Regions from separate parts of the Homo sapiens genome. Here region 2 is linked to region 1. A link is a contact called in ENCODE Hi-C or POLR2A ChIA-PET data. All regions are on one chromosome and are shown on one strand. The core of a region is the stretch at or near the end of the contact, and the rest is flanking DNA. Distances in the headings are between cores, read along the strand shown.

What was found. A loop is a pair of places that touch in the nucleus more often than their neighbours do. ChIA-PET counts read pairs that join two places held with the same protein, here RNA polymerase II (POLR2A). Pooled maps may share reads with other maps.
Region 2: a map of endothelial cell of umbilical vein shows a loop between it and region 1 (2.1-fold over the local background). The contact joins two enhancer-like sites. A Hi-C loop is called at or near these places in 1 of 168 maps with a recorded cell type or tissue (endothelial cell of umbilical vein) and 3 of 50 pooled maps. POLR2A ChIA-PET finds 5 or more read pairs at or near these places in 4 of 52 experiments (HEK293, T-cell, activated B cell and 1 more).

What each region holds. Positions count from the first base shown.
Region 1 is chr10:31,001,248-31,007,758 of GRCh38, forward strand. All of the region lies in intron 1 of ZNF438 (zinc finger protein 438), which reads right to left. Among named protein-coding and RNA genes, the nearest start is that of ZNF438, 27 kb to the right of the region's middle. Within about 2 kb of position 3,549, at least 5 of the 41 ENCODE cell types and tissues checked have a DNase peak (open chromatin) inside an H3K27ac peak, as active enhancers do.
Region 2 is chr10:31,127,473-31,133,983 of GRCh38, forward strand. The region is part of intron 2 of LOC105376481 (a long non-coding RNA gene); the gene reads left to right. It overlaps LOC105376482 (a long non-coding RNA gene), which reads right to left. Exons shown (of 4, transcript XR_001747412.2): 2 at 5,693-5,893; 3 at 2,937-3,046; 4 at 2,511-2,699. It overlaps LOC105376483 (a long non-coding RNA gene), which reads left to right and starts at 6,428. Exons shown (of 3, transcript XR_930798.3): 1 at 6,428-6,511. RefSeq lists a silencer at 6,392-6,511. Within about 2 kb of position 1,964, at least 7 of the 41 ENCODE cell types and tissues checked have a DNase peak (open chromatin) inside an H3K27ac peak, as active enhancers do.

The sequences.
Region 1 (6,511 bases), core at 2,299-4,798:
ACATTATTAAAAGCTGTAGAACTCATCGCTGATAATGTGAATGTATTTACAAACTATAAAATACTAAGTACCATATCTTTCAAGTTATATGCACCCAGGCACAGTAAAAGCTCAAAAAATGCTTGGGGACCTAATTCAGTCACATAAATGCAGCTATCCTTAAAAGCCCACATTCTGGGGAGGCCCACCCTATTTCCTGAGAGTTCAATCAGATAATTGGACAGGACACAGAGAGGTTAATTCTGATGAGAAGAGAGGGAGGTCAAGTGTGCCAACTGATTTTAAAAATTATATATTGTATCATAAAGATTGTAATAAAGAAATAAAAGTTTGTTACCTATAACTTTAAAATATTTAAAAATTCATTTTCTGCATATTACCTTTCTAATGCAGTTGAAATTACACTAAACATATCATTCTGTATTTGGTTACAAAATTTTGCCATAAGTTACACTTATAATTGCACTTTAGTGATCATGTTATTCCATCACCCTAACATATTGTAGTTCATTAAAACATTCACCAAAATCCAATAATTTAGTTCAATAGTTATTGAATAATTACTTGTATACCAGACCCTGATGCAGGGCCTGACCAGTCCCAACCTCAAGAACTCCCCAGCCAAGTGGTAGGGACTGATTCATACACCCATGGCTGCAATACAGTGCCGAATGCAAATCAGAGTGCTCATTGGCAGGGCTGAGTAAGAAGGGATGCCCCCAGGATCTGAATGCTGCTCTCAAGAGATGGAAAGTCAACAGAAAGAAGAGGGGAAGGACTCATAAAGATGAGACGTAAGAATTTAAAATGGCACAGCATGTTCAGGGAAAGGCAGTGGCTGGGAGTAGCACAAGAAACACATAAGACTGAATGGGTCCATTTCCTTAAAGCCTCTCCAGAATTGTCAGTTATTTTAATTTTCAGTATTTTCGAAAGAATAGAAGAGATAACTCAAGGTTAACTTAAAAGGCATTTCTTTGATTACCAGTGACGGTAAACATAATCCCACCTTTTTATTAATCATTAACTGCTAAAATACTTTGTTTACTTATGTATTAAAACTTCTTCATTAAGTTCGAGAGAACTTCCTCTTCAGATATTATAGATATTCACCCTTAGTCACATTTGATACAAGCATTTCCTCCAGTGTGTTGTGTGATTTTTTTCATTGTAAATAAACCTTACATTTTATATGTTCAAAACTATTAGATCTTTTCCTTGGTGAGTTTTCCCTCTAATACTGAGTCATCAATCCTTCACAAATCTGAATATTGTTCTATTTTCTACTACTTTTCAAAAATACGATTAAAAAATATTTAGCTCTTGATACTAGCTAGACCTGATTTAAAAAACATGATGTGCATAAACATTCACATACAGGCCATTATCCTCCCTCTTCCAATCCTACTCCCACTCCCTTTGCTAAGATGGCTAGGGAATGCCCTTTCATCCAAACTCTTAATTCATTTTAATTCAGGTTCCCTTATATAACAATACGGAGAAGAGAGCAGCTAGAGCATGTGTCCTTTGCAGTGTCTTTAGAGATGGCCCTGAAATGGCTATGACCCCTACAAAAGAATTACAAAGTAGTATATTAAGGTACATAACATGGACAGAAAACATTTATGGGATGTATCAGCAATAAACATAGATGCTAATTTAAAGTACTAGTAGATACCTTCTAAGTCCCCAAACAAGTAATGCAGGTTTTCTTTAAGGGCCTGGAATGTATAGCCTTTTGACTAACTTCCTATTACAGAAGGCAGTTTTCAAATTAGCAAAGGGGGCTCAGTCCAGTGGTATACAGGTGAACACGTCTGACTCCCATGGGGAGTCTGGAAATGTGGGGAGGCATTTTTTAGATGTCACAATGAGAGAGCACACTATTGCAAGTCTTGAGATGTGTAGGGCAATCTTGTACAACAAAAACCTGTCCCATCCCAAATGCCGATAGCCACCTCACTTCAGCTAAGGGCCTTCCAGCCCAAGATGATGTGCTTCCTATATTTAATGAAGGAAACACTCCTGACTTCCAATTGTTCTATCTACCCTGCCACCCAGTACATGTTTTACCGTGGGAGGACCAGCCCTAAGTAAGATTGTGAGGTAGAACAGGTAGTATTGGATGTCTTGCTTACTCTTCCCGTTGGGTCCCTTGTTTTAAAACCCTGTTCTGGCCTGAATCCCTTCAAGTAACATCCCAGGAAGTTCTGGCTTGGAGGAACCCAGGAACTTGGCTACTGTCTTCTCATTCTGACCCACCAAAACCTGTTCCCTGCAAGTTCTTAGAAAACATCTGAAAAACAAAGCATACTCTGATACTAACCTCATGAAGGTACAAGTGCATTCTTCTCAGGGCTATTTGTGTTTAAGCACTAAACTAAAGATGCCACTCCTTATCATATGCCCTACTACCATCCTTATACAAGCTACTACCATTTTTCACTGTGATTACCACAGTAGCCTCTTAACTGGTCTTCCTGCTTTCAGTCTTCCAAGTCATAGTCTATGCTCAAGAAAGAGCTGATCTACGTGAGATCATGTCATTTCTTGGCCCAAAACTCTCTGGTGGCTCCCTAGTTTACTCCAAATAAAAGCCTCCAATGGCTTTTATTGGTACCTCCAATGCAAGATCATAAATAATCTAAAATCTGAAAATCTGGGGGGAGAGCATATATGGAAGAAAAAACAAGAGTCCATTTTGGTCACATTAAATTTGCAATGCCTAGGAGACATTCAAGTGGAGATGTCAGAAAGGTGTTATCCCCAGATCCTCAGAAGAGAACTTCAGGCTACATAAGTACTTCTCAATGGGGGGTGATTTTATGCACCCAGGAGACATCTGGCAATATCTGGAGACATTTTGATTGTCACAATAAGGGTAGAGGGAACTCTATTGGCAGTTAGAGCATAGAGGCCAGAGATGCTGCTAAGCATCCTACAATCCACAAGACATCCCCTGACACTGAAAAAATTTTCCAGCCCAAAATGTCAATAGTGCTGAAGATGACAAACTCTGGGCTAGAGATAATAAGACTTACACAAAAAGATTATATTTAACCAAAAGTACAAGATGAAAAACAAGAGAACTAAACCTTTCCTCTTTTAGATGTCAGGTAACACAGAAGACAGAAAATGGTCAACTAGAATGGGAGAAGGAAAACCAGGGAAGGGTTTGTCTCAAAGGCCAAGAGACAAGTGTTTCCAAAAGGAAGCAATGGTCAATTGTGGTCAACTGCATGGAAAACTGCTAAGACATCAAATAACACTGATAGGGGGTTAAAAGGTTTGAGAAGAATGAAGGCAGTATGCTGTGAGGAGTGAGGGAGTGAGATAATAGACACGTCGGAAGACTGCTGGACAATTTTAAGGCTGCTGAGCGTATCATTAAAGTGAAAAAACTGGCAGGTAGTTGAGCTCATCCAGTTCTGAGATTGGAGAGACCAAAGAGGTACAAAGGAATTGAAAGAATTTGCCGGAAAATAATTTGAATCAAAGCATCTAGGCTGGATAAGGAAGGAACTGGTAACAGAAAGGAAGTGATAAGTAGAAATGTGGGGGAGGGGGCTGGAAGTCATGATGAGTCATAAATACTTTTCCCACATCAATAAATAAACTTCCTATATGCTTTTAACTGTTTCATAATAACATAGCCTATTTCTTGATATTATTAAGCAAATGTGATTATTACTTTAATAAGTTACCAGAGATAACAAGTGTTGGTGATGGTGTGAAAAAGAGAAACCTCATACACTGTTGGTGGGAATGCAGATCAGTGCGGCCACTGTGAAAAACCATACAGAGGTTCCTAAGGAAATTAAAAATACAACTACCATATGACTCAGCAATTCCTCCAGTGGGTAGATATCCAAAGGAAATGAAATCACCATCTCATAAAGATACTTGCACTCCCATGTTCACTGTAGCATGAGCCAAGATTTAGAAACAATAATAGCCAAGATATTGAAACAACCAAAGTGTCTGTCAACAGATGAATGAACTGTGAGTTATGTGTGTGTACATATGTGTGTGTGTATATATATATGTACATGCACGTACGTAAATGGAATATTATTCAGCTTTAAAAAGGAGATCCTGCCATTTGCTACCACATGGATGAATGTGGAAGACATTATGCAGAGTGAAATAGGCAAGACACAGAAAATGCATGATTTCACTTATATGTGGAATCTTAAAAAAAGAAAAGAAAAAGAAAGTTGAATACTTAGAGAACAAAATGATGGTAAACAGGGGTGGACGGGGGAGAAAATGTGAAGATGTAGGTCAAAGGATACAAAGCTGCAGATACGCAGGATAAAGGGGTCTCGATGTCTAATGTATGACATGAGGACTATGGTTAATACTGTACTGTATTTGAGATTTTTGCTAAAAGAGATTTTCCTGCCACTAAAAAGAGTAACTATGTGAGATGACTGATGTTAATTTGCTTGACTGTAGTATCCACTTCACTGTGTGTATACATCAAAACATCATATACGTTAAATATATACAATAAAAAAATAGGTATTTACTATTTGAACAATGCTCATCATCCTATTTACTTTTCCTAAGTAGGATCAAATGGTATTTGTGGGAAAGATCATGTTATTGTGAAAGATATGCATATATGATAAATAACAGATCTGGGTTAAAATATCAGCTCTTTCATTTATTATGTTGTGACCTTGGACAACTTACTTAATCTCTCTGAGCCTAAATCTCTTCAGCTTATTAACAGATTGTGGTACACAGAATATTGCCTCCCTCAAAGGATGTCCATCCCTTATTCCCTGGAATCTCTGTCTACCCTATATTACATGGTATGATATTGTGAAATATATATCTGGTCTACATCCTCATTTCCTGGCACACAACTGCTAAAATCCTTAGAATCTCCAAAGTGATGTCTTTTGTATGCTAATGAGTGACTGATGGCTGGCAGTCCCTGGGTAGCTTCAGGATGGAGGCTGGACACTAGAAAGACCAAAGCTTGATTAGAGGGTTGGGACGTTCAGTGACACCCTCCAAGCTCTAGGAAGGGGAAAGGGTCTGAAAGTTAAGTTGATCACCAACAGCCAATGATTCAATCAATCATGCCTACCCAATGAAGCTTAAATAGAAACCCAAAAGGGCAGGGTTTGGAGAGCTTTCAAATAGCTGAACACATGGAGGTTCGCAAATGGTGGTACACCCAGGGAGGGCAAGGGAGTTCCTTGCCCCTTCCACATGCCTGGCCCTGTGCACCTCTCTATCTGCATCCTTTGTAATACCCTTTATAATAAACCAGTAGATGTGTTTTCCTAAGTTCTGTGAGCCCTCTAGTAAATTAAATGAACCCAAAGAGGTGGTTGTGGGAACCCCAATTTATAGCAGGTTGGTCAGAAGCACAGGTAGAGCCTCCTGAGACTTGCTGTGAGACTGAGGCCTGAAGATATGGGATCTGACACTCTCTCCAGGTGGTGTCAGCATTGAATTGAAGGCAACCCGAGTGGTGTCTGCTGCAAAATGTCTTGGTGTGGTTGGCGGGGGGCGGGGGGGGGAACTCCCACACGTGTGATTACAAAAGTCTTCTGTGTTGATTGCTGTTGGCTAATAGAAAAAAAAAAACCATTTTGAGTGTGTTTTTTCCACTCATTTGGTAAGGCGGAATGAAGGTTGCACACAGAATTAAGGCTGGTAATCAGTGGGCCTTAAAATAAGGAGAGTATCTGCATTATCCAGATGGGCCCAAAGTAATCACAAGGGTTCTTAAAGGGGAAAGCAGGGACAAAAGAATTAAAACCAGAAAAATGGCACTGTGAGAAAGATTTGCCCAGCCACTGCTGTCTCTGAAGATGCAAAGAGACTAAAAGTGAAGGAATGCAGGCAGCCTCCAGAAGCTGGAAAAGACAAGAAAATTGACCTCCCCTAAGCCTTCAGGGAGAAGGGAAGCCCTGCTAACAGGATGTCAGGTCCATTTTGGGCTCCTGACTTCCAGAATGTAAGATAAGAAATTTGTGTTGTTTTAAGTCACAAAGGTTTTTTTGGTGTTTTTTTTTTTTTTTTTTTTTTGGAGACAGAGTCTCACACTGTTGCCCTGGCTGAAGTGCAGTGGCGTGATCTCAGCTCACTGCAACCTCCACCTTCCAGGTTCAAGCGATTCTCCTGTCTCAGCCTCCTGAGTAGCTGGGATTACAGGTGCACGCCACCATGCCCTGCTAATTTTTGTATTTTTAGTTGAGACAGGGTTTCATCATGTTGGTCAGGCTGGTCTCCATCTCCTGACCTCGTGATCTGCCCGCCTTGGCCTCCCAAAGTGCTGGGATTACAGGCGTTAGCCACCGCGCCCGGCCAGATCTTTTGTTTTTTGTTTGTTTGTTTCATTTTATTTTACAGCAGCAATACAAAACTAATACACAGGTAAAATGAACTGTCTTCATAAGCTTTGTGTAGATTAACCAAGATAACATATATAAAGTACCTAACAGAGAGTGCCTAGTATATAGGAAGCATTTAAATAGCTATTAAGAGT
Region 2 (6,511 bases), core at 714-3,213, 120 kb after region 1:
CTGTGTCACCTGTCAGAAGCATTCTCCCTTAAAAAATGAGTACCTCAAAACCCACAGAGCTCAGTGTTTGGGGGATTCTCCAAGTAGGTCATTGGGAGTGATGGCTGGCAGAGACACTCCTATTTCCACTCCTTGGTTCCCGGACTCATGTATTTTACCCGTGTGAACACAGTGCCATATAAAGGTCTTTGCTTTAAGATGTATTCTGCCTCCTGGAGAATGGTGCTCCATCCTGACAAGGCATCACTTTTGAGCTGGTGTATTGGCTAAGCCCCAACAGTTCTGTCTATACCATTGCTTTATGTGGCTTGAAGCCCCAGGGTGTCATAGCATGTGCTAGAACCGTTCAGTGGAGTCCACGGGCATGCGCCCATTCTAACAACTCCTTTGCTGAAAAGTGGGCTCCTTGCCCTGATGTGATATTATACGGATCCCATGAAGGTGGATTTAACACGATAGAAGCCCTTGAATAGTGGTGCTCACCAAAGTGCTAAGGGCAGGAAATGTGAACCCATGCCCAGGATATGGATATGTGCCCATTCAGGTTAAAATTAATTGCTGCATCTTCCAGGGTGGAAGGTATCCAGTGTAGTGAATTTGCCAGAGTGTCCGGTTGGTCTCCTTGAGGTATAGGCTCTACTGGGACCCCAGTATCACTCTCTGCTGCTAGAATGTTAGACATTTGGCAGTAGCAGTGGCTAGAAAAGCTTTGGTAAGCGGGAGCCAATACTGGTGGGCCCATGCATAGCTTCCATACCTGCCACCATGGCTATTCTATTCAGCGCCGGCCCTGGAGTGGATGATGACAGGGACTGCTGTCAACTGGTTAGTCATTTTGTCTACCTGTATGTTTAGTGCCTCTCTTGTGGGTGTTAACATGTGATACAAAGACCTTCAACACTCCTGTAGTCCATGCACGTGTCTCTACTCCAGACCTCCTTGTGGCCAATCTGCCAATCTGTCTCCTACTAGGCCCCTGCCCATTTGGTCAAGCCATTTGGTACTGCCCATAAGTCTGCATATATCACGACCCCAGGCCACTTCTCTTTCAAAACAAAGTGTATGACCAGGGACACCACCATCCACACTGTCTTTTAAGACCACCCTTGAATGGGACTGTAGCACAGTTCCCATTCATTTTCAGCTTGCACGGATGTACAGAGCTGGCCCATCCATGAAGCAAGCTTGAGCTCCTTCCTCTTAGTCAGCTAATCATAAGGGTCTTACATATGGCTGTGGGTGTGAGCTGAGAGGGAAGTGCTGGTACAGTAATAGTGGATGGCTATTGTGCAGCTTGACTGTGCCCTCTGGTCCTGCTTAGGCCTAATCCCAGATGTACCAGTCCAGTCTTACAATGGATTGTTCCAGGGCCTATCCAATGACATGACATAGTGGTTTCGACAGAACCCAGCTCCTGATGGGCTGCTTTGGCCACATGGTCACTTTGTGTCCCATGGTCAGATACTGTGTCTCTATGAGGTCCCCATAGCATGCCAGAACTGTTGTTCAAAGTTGTATAATTCTCGCTGTGGATGGCATAATTTTGTTCCAGGCTTGTTAGTGATTAAACAAATTCAATAAATCATCTCCAAATGAAGACAGTAAAGTTTTTACACTTACTTTTCAAAACCACAATTTTCTCATCATTTTTAAAAAGCTACATCATATAGTAAGAGTATTCAATGTGACTTTGGGACTTTTAGACATGATTTTTTTAAAAAAGGTCTACTCACACCAATCTTTGCTTATTTATATCAAATCCACAAATACAGCAGGATGAAATGAACAAATAAAAAAACTTAGGAGTAAGTTAAAAATATGGCTTGGAAAAATAACACAGGGCCAAGTTAAAGTTAGCAGACAAAAGCACAGGGCCAGAATTCCCAACCAGTTGCTGGATCTGCACTGTAAACTCCATTCTGGGTCCTGCTGTGACTGTTGCCAAGACATCATGACTCAGCACTCTCCCTGAGACCCACCACATGCAACGCAAGGAGACAGGTTACCCCATCACCCATTTCATGCACACACCAGGATGCAGATGCACTCAGTGAAAAGAGGACTGAGCTTTCTGCATTTGGAAAACTGCCTGAGATGGTGGGGGTGTGTGAAGATAGCCTAGGCAGTGTAACTCAATTTAGTTAAAAAAAAAAAAAAAAAAGGCAGCTGGGCGCAGTGGCTCATGCCTGTAATCCCAGCACTTTGGGAGGCCGAGGCGGGCGGATCACGAGGCCAGGAGTTTGAGACCAGCCTGACCAACATGGTGAAACCCTGTCTCTACTAAAAATACAAAAATTAGCCAGGTGTGGTGGCGTGCACCTGTAATCCCAGCTACTCATGAGGCTGAGGCAGGACAATCACTTGAACCCGGGAGGTGGACGTTGCAGTGAATCAAAATCATGCCGCTGCACTCCAGCCTGGGCAACAGAGTGAGATTCCATCTCAAAAAAAAAAAAATATGACTTGAACTTAGTCTTGGTCCTCCGGACAGCAGATCCTGAGACAAACGCTTGAGTGCAAAAATTTATTGGGATGTGTGATCCAGCAAGTAGGAGTAAAAGACAAGACGGATGAAGGACAGAGGATGGAAACCAATACAAGGATGAGTTATTAAGTTGGCCACAGCTCCTGGCGAATGGTTCCTGGCTGTTTCTGGGCTGCCTGAGGAGTTGCATGAAAGATGTTTCAGGGCTGTCCATCTGGGGGAAGAAAGGAAAACATTTATCCATTAGCACTTAGACTCCATTGATCACTCCTGGGTTGGGCAAAATGCATGGGCCCCCGACGGCTTAGAGAAGCTCCAGGGCAGACTCTGGAAGCTCCAGCAGAGGTGTGAGGCAAAGGCATGAGGCAAGGCCCCAGCAGGAAGCTGCTCAGAACCTGCATCAGTAGCTGGAATGAGGGACAAGGGACACCCAAAGGCACTGAGGTCATACCCAAGAGGTGCCTGGTGCACAGTCCAGATTTAAAATTGGTTGCTGCTGGAAAACCATCTTCTTAGAATCTGTTCATCTTTAGCAAATTGCTGATCCCTAAGTAATGACCCCTGTAAGAGTTAAGTAATGTCAGCAGGATACTTGTTTCAAGCACCATTCCATCCATGAACAGAGCCAGCATTTGCAAGTATGTTCTTTGCTTCCTGTGTCAAAATATGAAGCTTTCATGAATGCTCCAGAGATTATATCTGAAAACAGATTTACTCCAGACATCTAGTCTAGCACATGCGGCCCAACTTAATGTCCTATAGAGATAATAAAGAGTTGAAAGAATAAAACTGTTCATTTTATACACATAGGTAAGAAACCATATCTCCACTCATTTTCAGAGCATCTTTGACTTTCCAGAAGCAACTTTCTTTTAGGCTGGGTGGTTTAAATACAGTTTGAAAATAATGTGAATTTTCACACTGTGTTCTCATATAAGGCCCCTGAAAATTTTTCTTCTCTGAAAATACAATATTGACTCTTTTATGGCCAAATTAAGCTACAACAAATAAGGTACGATTCTATTTTCCTTTTCACTGTAAACAGTCTCTATTGTTTAAAATAATATGGTCCTCTGGAGGCCAAGGTGGGAGGGTTGCTTGAGGCCAAGAGTTTAAACCCAGCCTGGGCAACATAGCAAGACACCCATCTCTACAAAATGTTAAAAAATTAGCCAAGTATGGTGGTGTACACCTGTAGTCCCAGCTAATAAGGAGGCTGAGGAAGGAGAATCACTTGAGCCCAGGAGTTCAAGGCTGCACTGAGCTATGATTGCACCACTGCACTCCAGCCTGGGCAACAGAGCCAGACCCTGTATCCAAAAAAAAAAAAAAAAAAAGAAATGCTTCTCTGGCTCATAAACCTATTGCTGAGAAATTTGCCACTGGCTATTAAGCCAATCCTTGGAAAACTAATTGTAAACAAAGTGTTTTGGATCTTGCTACACAGCTGCTCAACTCTTCTATTTGAGAATGAAGTGTAATGAAATTACAACTTAAACTTATTGAGAGGAAGAGCTCAGTAATGCTGTTGAAGACTTGGAATCCTTCTAGCTGGAAAAGCAACAAATAGCCAAGGCGCAGAAGGCTTCACTCAAGCTCAAAGGCAGCAAGCAGAGAAAACCTAGTCCCTCGGGCTATCAGCCACTGTGATCCCTCTCCATTAATACACCAGGCTTAATTAGTTAAATTAACCTATTAGAGGTTGGATATTTATTTTTTAATTAACCAATTATTAGCAATTTAAATAAAATTTATATCTACCATGAGAATTCTACGTGCCTATAAGAGCTTTTAACGTCTTAACAAGACTGTAAATTAGAAACTATTATCTCTATGTACAAATAAAGTACCTGGGCACAGAGATGCTAAGGAAGTCCTCCAAAGTCATACAGCTAAGTAGTGCCAGAGCTGGATTTAAACTCAGGTGACACTATAGAGTACCCCCAATGCCTCCTTAATCTACATCTTCAATCCTTTTTTTTTTTTTTGAGGTGGAATCTGGCTCTGTTGCCCAGGCTGGAGTGCAATGGTGTAATCTTGGCTCACTGCAGCCTCTACATCCCAGGTTAAAGTGATTCTCCTTCCTCAGTCTCCCAAGCAGCTGGGACTATAGACTCATGCCACCATGCCTGGCTAATTTTTGTACTTTTAGTAGAGATGGGGTTTCACCATGTTGGCCAGGCTGGTGTTGAACCCCTGACCTCAGCTGATCTATCTGCCTATCTGCCTCGGCCTCCCTCAATGCTCTGTTTGTCAAAAACAACAATTTGTCACATGGCATAACAAAGAAATCAAGGGGAAGGAGTAGACCTTCATTATGGCAAATTAATCTTGTGCAGATCCCTTGATCCCAGCTCCTTCTATCTCTCAGAGCCTAGGAGGAGTTACGGAGAAACGGTGCGGCAAAGTTAACACTGAGCTTCATCGATATCCTCCAGCTGCAAATGTTACTAGATGCTTCTTCAACAAACTACCTGCCTGAGGACAGTGCACATGAACACATCATAGGCTCTGTAAAATCCTCTGGCAAAGAAACCTGTTTGCCCGAGGATCCCTTTTTGAGGAGCATCTACTTGACACTCATTTGGAAGAAGGCAGTTTCAAAATCACCGAGGTGCAGAATATCACAAAATAATAAATTTGAAACCACAGCCCCTTGGTACCAGGCAGTTCCCACTGGTACTCGGAGTGGAGCCGTCACAGCTTGTCCTGGCATCCCAAACAGAAAATGTATGTATGGATTTCTCACTAACTTAAGAGGAGTCTGACTATTCATTGGCTCAACAAGTATTTATGGGGCATGAGGAGTCAGGCACAGTGCTGGCTCACGAAACTTACAGTCCGGTGGGGAGGGTGAATTTTGCCCGGTTGTACATTTGATGAGTATTACAAAAGAGAAGATGAAAGAGCTACAGGATCCTGTAACTGGAGGACCTGATCTGGCCCAGGCACCAGGGAAGTGACATTTCACCTGAGGCCAGAGGAATAAGTGGGAGGGGAATGGGCTGGGGGTGGGCTATGCAGGGAGACCTATGTGGGCAAAGGGCCTTTCTCCTGGTAAGTTTCTACTCACCCAGCCTCCACCTGGACATCCTCCCTCCCTTCCTCCCTCCCCAGGAGCTGGGCTGAGGGCCGCCCTACTGCTATCCATGGCACTTGTCACCCAGAGCCCTGGTGAACTGTTTGCTTGTATGCAGCACCCCTCACCACATGAAGAGCATCTCAAGGGCTAGGAGTCTCGTTTCTTGTATCCCTGGTCCACCGCCTGATCTCCAGCACACATGAGGTATCCATCAAAATGTTAGCGAAAGGAAAGGAGGAAGGGAGGGAGGGAGGAAAAGAGGGAACAAAGTAATTAACGAATCCCTAGCTGCAGGCACAGGTTGATTCTCTGCAATGTCTCCTTTTCTGTCACAGAGAAAAAGAGCACAGTTAGAGTTCACAGGGACCGCGCCCTGCCACACATTAATTTATTCTCCAAACATTTGTGGAAGTTGCTAGAGACACAGATGCAACGTGTTTTCAGGGAGCTTATGATCTAGCAGTGGAAGCGCAACAGAAGTGCAATTCTTTCATCCTTTTGCCCACATAAAGCAGGCAAGGCACGACGAATTTTGATGTCAACTGCCCAGGCAGGACTTTGTCCCAGCCCAGCGACCCTCACGAGGCCAAGGGCAGAGATGATAGTTGTAATATACTCTTCTGTCCATTTCCTTGATATTCTCCTCAAGGGGTGGGGGGCGCCTGAAATCCATCTGCCCCGGGGAGAAGGGCCTCGTGGGCCAGCGCAGCTTGCTCCTCTGCAGACCCAGAAGCATTTGTGCGTCCCGGGCGTGGCAGGCCCGGCGCCCACTCCGCCCTCCCGCCCCTCCCCCGCGCCACGTCACCCGGGTCACGTGAGTGACCAGGCTCCTCACCCCAACCCCCCTCCCTACTCCCGCCAGACTCAGCTGCTCTCCCCGGGAGCTGGGGAGCCGGGGGCGGGCAGCCGCGTCTGTCCTGCCCCTCCTCGCCCCCTCCCCCGCA